Regions from separate parts of the Homo sapiens genome. Here region 2 is linked to region 1. A link is a contact called in ENCODE Hi-C data. All regions are on one chromosome and are shown on one strand. The core of a region is the stretch at or near the end of the contact, and the rest is flanking DNA. Distances in the headings are between cores, read along the strand shown.

Region 1 (4,579 bases), core at 305-2,804:
CAGACTAGGGATACTCGACCTGTACACACAAAAAAACCTTATTTTGATGTATGTATTCTTGCAGATCACCTCAAGTCTTTGGGAGAAGGTGCAGAATAAATAAATATAAATAACATTGAACCAACAGCAGTTTCTGAGTGTGGACTGAATTACCACAGGGTGTGCAAGGGGAGTGTGTCCACCGTTTTGTAGCTTAGCATGGTTTCTGGAACTTAGTTCATGTTCAACACATGTTAGTAGTAGTAGTAGCAGTAGTTGTTGTTATTAGTATTATTATTATAACTACATGAACCGGGCATTTTAAAATTTATTTCAATATTTAATTTAGAGAAGTACATGTATATATATTTTGGAGACAGAGTCTCACTGTATCTCGAGTCTGGAGTGCAGTGGCATGATCTCACTCAGCTCACTGCAACCTCCACCTCCCAGGTTCAAGCAATTCTCGTTCCTCAGCTACCCAAGTAGATGGGACTACACGCACCCACCACCACGCCTGGCTAATTTTTTTATTTTTAGTAGAGACAGGGTCTCACCATATTGGCCAGACTGGTCTCGAACTCCTGACCTCAAGTGATCTGCCCGCCTCAGCCTCCCAAAGTGTTAGGATTACAGGCGTGAGCCACTGTGCCCGGCCCTTGGCAAGGCTATGTTAAAACAAAGGATGTTATGGGTTACCTAATAACTTGACATAGTGTATTTTTTTGTTTTGTTTTGTTTTGTTTTTGTTTTTGTTTTTGTTTTGAGACTGAGTTTTACTCTTGTCGCCCAGGCTGGAGTGCAATGGTGTGATCTTGGCTCACTGCAACCTCTGCCTCCTGGGGCCAACCAATTCTCCTGCCTCAGCCTCCGAGTAGCTGGGATTACAGGTGTGCGCCACAACGGCCAGCTAATTTTTGTATTTTTAGTAGAGACGGGGTTACACCATATTGGCCAGGCTGGTCTCAAACTCCTGACCTCAGGTGATCCATCCGCCTTGGCTTCCCAGAGTGCTGGGATTACAGGCATGAACCACCGTGCCCAGCCCATAGTGGTAATTTCTTAATGCCTTTGTGGAACCAGCTCAGTGGTTGGGACACTTTTACAGGTGAGTGGGCTTTGAAGCATAAGGCTCTTCAGGGCAAGTCCCTTAGGAGCAGCCTTATAAAGACGTAAGGCAATGCTGACCTCTCTCGTGGCATGGGTCTCCCCTCTGGGCAGCAGCCCCTGCTGATGGCGGGGATAGTTCAGAAGGAATTTGGTGGCCGGGAACGTCCTCTGTGCTGAGCGCACCCTCTAGTCCTTTGCCATGCAGCTGTGGCGATTTGCGTAGCCTGTGCTATTTATAACTGCATATTTGCTCAGAAAGAACCATCTCATTTTCTGACTGCAGCTGCCCACACGGGTCTGGCCGCCGCTGGGGTTTTCCAGCAGGCCACCACGCCGCCACATCACTTGAGAGCATCTTCCGTGGGTTCTGCCTCGTTCTCCTGCCCTCATGACGTTCTGTGGTTTCACTTTGGCTCACTCATTCATCTCACAGCCATGCATTGAGCACCTACTATGGGCCAGACACTATCCAAGGCCCTCAGAAAACTGAGTGAGACACATGTGCTGCAAATCCCTCCCTCAAGTAGCTTGCAGGCTATGAGGAAGACTGATAGGCAATTTACTGTGCAGGTTCTTAGCCTTTGGTGTTAGTTTCTACCTTCTCTTCCTCTGTTTTCAAACCAGATCCTTGGCGGGAACCTGCCATGCCGCAAGCTTGTTTTTGTCTTTCCATTCACTGTCAAACTCTACCACGTGATTGCACCCACTCATTAAATGCCCTGCAGCCTGGCTTCCTGCCTAGATCACCAGTCACTCATACCGGCTACCCTCCCTTTACCCTCACGTTTCAGTTCTCTTTTGACTGTGAAGACCTAGTGTTGGACCCAGTGGAACACCTGTGTGTCTCCGCACGTGGCGCCCGCGCTGGCTAGCCTCACTCCTTTGCTCTGCTCCCTCTGACATGGGTTCTGTCACCTCCTCTTCCCTTGGGACCCAGGAGCCCTGACTTCAACCTGATCTTCCTTCTCTCCAGTTCCCAAACCCAGCCAGTCCCAGGCCGTCGTGTTCCCTCCCATCTCTGGAGGACTCATTTGGCAAGTGTCATGATTTACCTTGTGGTTTATCAAGGGGTACTGTTGATTGGTAGTTATTTTTGTCATCTCATAATTTGAGTTTTCATGCAGATTGTGAATGGTCCTTGTTCACAGAGCTAATAAGCAGTCCCTTCTGGCTGAATCTGCTGAGGACTGGCAATAGATATTTTCCCTTCTCTTTAGCTAGTTAGCTAGTGTGCCAGGCCTGGCCTGTGAGGCCATTCCTTCCCAGCTGTGCTGTGTAATGCAGGAGGCTGGCCCTTGTGGGCTATTTCTTAGGATCCGGTGTCAGCTGCTTTCTGGCTGGGTTTGGCCAATGGAAGGCACCAATGGGAACTGCATGGTGAGAAGAAGAGAGAAGCCACAATGTTTCTCCTTGCCCTTCCCTGTCTTGAATGGCATCTACAGCTCCAGCTCCTACCAATCAGGCCCCTGTGGTTCCAGCTTCTGCAGGGTGACCTGGCTTCTTCTGGCTTCTGGTAACACTGCTTCCTCCTTTGATCCTCCACTTTAGGGGCAGTATAGCTTCCTGTCCCTGCTCATCTCTGGGTTATGTCACCGTCTCCTAGTAACTGCTCAGCTTTGTTGTCTCCTGAGCAACCAAAATACTCAGAGTGGTTTCTGTTCCCTGGCTAGATTATGGCAGACATGGTTATTCCTGCCTTCTTCCCTTCCTTCCCTCTCTTCTTCCCTTGTTCCCTCCCTTTTTCCTTCCTTCCTTCCAATTAGTTATTTATTGCTGCATAACAAATTACTCTAAAACCTAGGCAATAAGCATTTAAGAGCTCACAGGTCCTGTAAGTAAGGAATCTGGGCACAGCCTAGCTGGGCACCTCTGGCTCAAGTTGTCTCATGCAGTCAAGCTGTTGGTAAGGGTTTTGGTCTTATCTGAAAGCATGACTTGTGAGGGGGCTTCATCCCCAAGATCACTTGCTTGGTGGTCCTCAGCCCCTTGCTATGTGGCCTCTCTGCAGGACACCCTTGTGATGTGGCAGCTAGCTTCCACCAAGGCAAGCGGTTATAGAAAGGGAGAAGGGGAGAGAAAGCCCGAGACAGAAACCACTGCCTTTTTATAGCCCAATCTTGGAAGTGGCATCTGATCTCTTTTTCTGTATTCTATTTGCTACAAGTGAAGTTAATAATAAGGCCAGCCCATATTCAAGAAGACACTACACAAGGGTATGAATACCAGGAGGTGTTGATAATTGGAGGTCATCTTAGAGACTTCTTGTCTTTCTTTCCTCCTTCTCAACCTACCTCCATCCCTTTCTTCTTCCTTCTGTTCCTTCCTTCTTCCCTCCCTCTCTTCCCTCCCTCCCACTCTTCCCTTTGTTCTTCTCTCCTTCCTCCATCCTTCCTATCCTCCTTCCCTCTCTCCCTCACTCCCCCTTCCTTCCCTTTCTTTCTTTTTTCCTTCCTTCCTCCCTTCCTCCCTCTCTTGCCTCCTTCCCTCCTTCCCTTCTTGCTCCCCTCTCTCCCTCCCTCCCTTCCTCCTTTCTTTCCTCCTTCCTTCCTTCTTTCTGGAAGTGGTAGAAATTATAAGGAGATTGTTTTGGGATCTTGTGCCACAGATTGTCTTTCCAAAGCCAACTCTACCTTTTGAATCCTGCATATTTCTTTGTCTTCTCCAACACCATCAGCAAGATATAAATGAAATGGGTGTCTATGGGCTGGTTTGGGAATACCATTTGTAATACTGCATACATGGGAACTTGTACTTGACACTCTATATTCCAAATATATTAGTGAATTTTTTTTGGACACAACCTATTTGTAAATTGCCAATTCGCTGGAATAACAACAATCACAAAAGATTGTTGTTTTTGAGACACCATTTGACTCTTAATATCAGAGATATTGTCATGCGCTTCCTGATTGGTTTAATTTCACCTGGGACTGATATTAAAGGAGGTATATTGTTCACATTACAGATACAGGTTCCTCAGTGCACCTATCTGTTAGGGATGAACTGAAGCATGGAAGTTAAAATAAGGGTAATATTATTTCTTCAAAGGTACTCATCCCTTTTGGAAATGGTACTCAATTCTTTTTCTTTAAATGTCACAGAATTGCTGATGTCATCAGTAGGAAATCTAGTTTATGGACCTTCCCTCCCAATGATAGCAGTCATTCCTGTGAAATGACACCTCCTTGCTAATATTGAATTGTGGGGTGCTACACTGAGTCACTCAAAGAGGAGCTGAGAAATGAAACAAAGATTACATAGACCAGCCATCTACCGAGCTGTAAGATTTGGTATTCTATTTTCTACTGAGGATTGATTATTCTCCATTTCATGGCAATTTCTGTGTCAGTCTTTGAAAAGAAGTAAAACAATATAATAAGAGAGAGACGATAACTTGTAATTGTTGATTCCTTCACAGACACTGGGATGGATTAAATGCTGACATATTTGCCATAAATACGGATATGGATGTCTGCCAATGCGAGAGTCA
Region 2 (4,476 bases), core at 268-2,767, 1.1 Mb after region 1:
TGAAGAAGTGTCACGGTCACTTTGTTAGAGGAGCATGTGGGATGGGATGTACATTGGTATGGTCGTCTTTGAAAAATACATCTTCCACACCCAGTAATGATGAATCAGAACTGGCATCAGCTTGCTCTAAGCCATAAATAAGCCTTGACGTCTGCCTTGGGTCTGGAGACTGGGTGCTTCTCATTTTCAGGAGCTATGATTGTCATTGTTCTGTGCTGGGGCTGTTCTGTCTTTGGGTGTGAGGATGGGAGAGTTGCCTTTTGCATAGTACTCAGAGTTCTTTGATGAAAAACGGTAAGCACAGAATGGTTTATTAGAATGCCCTTAATGTGCTAAACTCCCTAAATCAATGGATGTCTGCAGTGAATCTGCAACATAGGGGAATATGCAAGGAAGATCAAGGCCCTGGTTGCTGAATTTGATTTTTAAAATTAATTTGATGGAATCCAGCTTAGAGTTTTAACACATTACTTACATCCCACATTTTGACTTACATTTTCTGATTTGTAATTCCTATGAACTATTATTTTTTGGTAACATTCTTACTAGATGTAAACTCCTAAAGAATTAGGATCTATCTTTCCACAAATTTTTAAAGTTTGATAAATGGATACTTGAGAATATTTTCTTACTTCGGAGATAAAATTTAGTAAAAACCTTCTAGTAGCTAGTGTGAAGGGGAGGGAACACAGGTTATCAATTTGATAAACAAATAACCTACTACCTACCGTGTCAATTAAGAAAAAACAAAAACAAGGATGAGACAGTCTTCAAATTGCTTTTGATCTATACACTCTACTGGAGAGAATAAAATAACCATGTCATTGTTAGCATTGGGAACAGAGGTGCTTTTAGGTTTTTCTTGCCTTTTAGCTCTAGTCTACCAGTAACCACCCCACCTTTTTAAAACCTGTTTACTCTGCCTTTTCCTTTTATGTCTCTCTTTTTTCCAGTTTGCACTAGTTTAAAAGTGTCTCAGGTTAAGTTTTTTGCAGTAATCTTTCTTTCCCCTAGAAGTGAGTAAAACTTCCTGTATCCCTTTTTCTCCCCACCTATGTTCCCTAAATTAGTGATTCTCTTACAAGGAATTATTATCGCCCCTGCAGTTTTGGAAGGATACCTCCAAAATATATCTTGGGGACTTCGATTTATAGAATTTGGTTTAAGCTTAGATTCTGAGTCCCAGGGTTATTTTTAGTTAAGTGGACAAACAAACTTGAAGTGTGTACATCTGATACATGACCCACTAGGGTATTTTGTTTCTTGTTATTTGAGAGTGTTCAGTTAGCACTTATAGAGCATTACCCATTGTTAGCTGGCTGTTTACATTTCTGAAAAGATGATAAGTTGATTTTTGTAGGAAATAGGGAAGTTTTAAAACTTCATGCTCACATTTCATAGTAACTCAATTGATAGTCTTTTTAGATAAGTAATGAAATGCTGCCTGTGGTTGCCAATTGTTAAAACTCTACCAAGCTTCCGCAAGCAGTTGTCGGTTAAGGGAGCGTAATAACACCCACTGATAAAATTCAAACCACCAGATGTTATTTTAAGTTCTTGGGTGGTGCTATCTTTTCTTACCCTTTAAACTGCTAAGTCACATCCTGCTTTGCATTTCAATTTGGTATAAATTGGATGCAGCAGACATAGGTCTGGCATAAGATGCTCAAACAAAATTAAATACCAAAATTAAAGAAGGCAGTTCTGTGGAGTAAATCTGTCATTTCTGGATGCAAGATTATGTTAGAGCAGTGGCTCAACCCTTGCTGTGTATCCAAATCACCTGGGAGTGTCTCAGGATGCCCTTGCCCTGGCCTCATCCCCAGTGTCTGGACCAGTTAGTATGAAATGGCACCAGGCTTTGGGATTTTGTAGAAGCTTCCCAGGGTGATCCTGTCACGCAGCCGGGGTTGAGAAATGTTGCAGGAGGTGCCCCTCCCGACCCAGCTCACAGCTTTGTCCTCCATGCTTCTCTCTACCTAGTCAAGCCCTATCCACATCTTCACGGCTCCCTGCAGGCCACCTCTTCCTAAGCTTTTTCTCACAACTCCAGCCCCACTGAGCTCTTCCCTTGTGACTGCCCATAGCACCTACCAGATGGCCCACCCTGGGGTGTGTTCTGGCTTGTTTCATTTGTGACATCTTATCTCCTTGATCACAGTGGTTTCCTCCTTGGATTAAGTTTCTGTCACTTAGTTTCCATCACTGAAGGGTTAGCACAGCAGTGGACACATAGTAGTTACTTTATAGGATATATACTGAATTGAGTTTTCATCAGTGTGCCTGTCTTCTTTTTGCCACCTGTCTTTCCACTGTAGCTTCCTTTATTAGCCCACATTTATTCATAAGTATTTCTTCCTTGTAAGGTGTTGAAGGACAAGTAAGAGTAGCTAAGCTGCAGAAGGAGGAGGAAAACTCAGCCCATTTCTGATTTCTCCATTCAGGAATGGAGGAGTTGTCATAGGACCTATGGACTCATCTCTCTCCATTCAGAACATTGATTCATCCTGATCTGTAGTGACTCTTGGGACCACGTGGGTGATAAATGCAACATGAAAGGGGCTGGCTTGCTGGAGAAGGTGAAAATGATTTGAAGATTGGATGTCTACCATCTATCCTATTTTGAGCATTTGGGATTATTTCAGGCCAGGGTAATACACACCTTCAAATTGAAAATAGTAGCTTTCGGCCAGCCACGGTGGCTCACACCTGTAATCTCAGCACTTTGGGAGGCCGAGGCAGGTGGATCACCTGAGGTCAGAAGTTCGAGACCAGCCTGACCAACATGGCGAAACCCCATCTCTACTAAAAAGTACAAAAATTAGCCGGGCATGGTGGTGTGTGCCTGTAATCCCAGCTACTCATGAGACTGAGGCAGAAGAATTGCTTGAACCTGGGAGGCAGAGGTTGCAGTGAGCTGAGATCTGAGCTGAGATCACGCCACTGCGCTCCAGCCTGGGCGAGAAAAGCAAGACTCTGTCTCCAAAAAAAAAAAAAAAAAAAAAAAAAGAAAGAAAAAAAAAACAGTAGCTTTCCTTATTTTGTCAAATAATGAAAAGGATTCTTACTGCCATAGGTTCCTGTTTCTGGCACAGGAAGCTGGCCAGGACAGAGGTGATTGGCAGCTTTCTGTTAAGACGTACAGAGGTGACCTAAGGTTCCTAATTTGAAGGCATGCCAGCTTCTTAGGGCCAATGTTATTTGTGCTATACCTGTGTAACTGAGAGATTCAAAAATTAGGTAACTTTAACACGATTAAAGTTTATTTCTCTCTCATGTAACTGTTCAGATATTGTTATTCCTTGGCTGGCATGGTGACACTATGGTCTTCAACCAGTGTGTCTTTCATTTCTGGGTCCAGCTATCACCACCTCCCAGCTCTCAGGAATGGGGAAAGGGCAGGGAACATGTGTATCTCTTTTTAGGACCATGACCTGGAAGACAAACAACTCTGCTCACATCTCATTGGCAGCCCTTAGTCACAAGCCCCTACCAAGCGGCAAAGAATGCTAGAAGTGAAAGCCTCTTATTAGATGCCCATGAACCACATTAAAACTCGAGAGTTCTATTATTAAAGAAGGGGAGAGTGGATATTGCTGGATAACAAGCCAAGGCATGCATGCTAACTTACCAAAATATCAGATCTATCAGTTATCACCCCGTTCACTGGTTTGGGTAAAAACACTCTAAATGTCAAAAGAAACCTCAAATGTATCATGAGTTCTGTGAAGTCATGGTAGAAAAGTAGAGAACTTGAGGGGGATGTTTGATGTCTCTACTTTTTGGGGAAAGGTAGACCATGTGCTTGAAAAGGACACGCAAAGTAACTACAGCACAGATAGTGTTGATAAGCCGAGTTTGGTTTGTGGAGCAGGCTCTTGCCATCTTTTGAGGACAAGTGTGTTTGGCAAGAGATTTGCTAACTTGTTTAAGAGAGTTGAACTGAAATTTGATGGGAAGGAAAAAACGTTAAAACTTGATTGGCTAGAGAACAACCGGCAGAGCAAAGATAAAAAGACCAATAACAGAGGAGGAGAACATCAGTAATTTCTTTTTAAAAAAGCCTGGGCAGCTGGTTGGTAAAATACCTGCAGCTCTTTGCCATTGTGCAGCTTATGAGAATGAAGCAAAATAAACTTGAAACATTAAAACTTGGATATAGATAGCATCACTGGATCTGTCTCACCACGGTTAGCGTGGTTCTCGTGACTAGAATATGATTTTAGAAGGGGATGTTTTACTGTAAAGAAGCAGTCTTGGGGAAATCTAGACCTTAATGATGAATCCCTGGGTAAAGAGGGCATGGTAGGGAAGAAAGATTGTAATAGGATCAGTATTATGGATGGCCAGATAGAGGCTATGGAGGGCGCTTTCTTCTCAGAAACTGAAACTTTAGAATGAATACCACATGTGCTGATAAAAAGGAGATTCAATCAGATAATCACCCACTGGATGTTTCATTCGGCTAACTTCTGA

Evidence for each region. Hi-C counts contacts between places; a loop is a spot of excess contacts on that map. Pooled maps may share reads with other maps.
Region 2: a map with no recorded cell type shows a loop between it and region 1 (6-fold over the local background). The contact joins two enhancer-like sites. A Hi-C loop is called at or near these places in 3 of 37 single-sample maps with no recorded cell type and 3 of 50 pooled maps.

The regions. Positions count from the first base shown.
Region 1 is chr7:25,965,591-25,970,169 of GRCh38, reverse strand. All of the region lies in intron 6 of LOC105375199 (a long non-coding RNA gene), which reads left to right. Among named protein-coding and RNA genes, the nearest start is that of MIR148A, 18 kb to the right of the region's middle. RefSeq lists enhancers at 1,173-1,612, 2,063-2,122. Within about 2 kb of position 1,554, at least 5 of the 41 ENCODE cell types and tissues checked have a DNase peak (open chromatin) inside an H3K27ac peak, as active enhancers do.
Region 2 is chr7:24,908,317-24,912,792 of GRCh38, reverse strand. The region is part of intron 1 of OSBPL3 (oxysterol binding protein like 3); the gene reads left to right. Among named protein-coding and RNA genes, the nearest start is that of OSBPL3, 70 kb to the left of the region's middle. RefSeq lists an enhancer at 1,964-2,113. Within about 2 kb of position 1,517, at least 4 of the 41 ENCODE cell types and tissues checked have a DNase peak (open chromatin) inside an H3K27ac peak, as active enhancers do.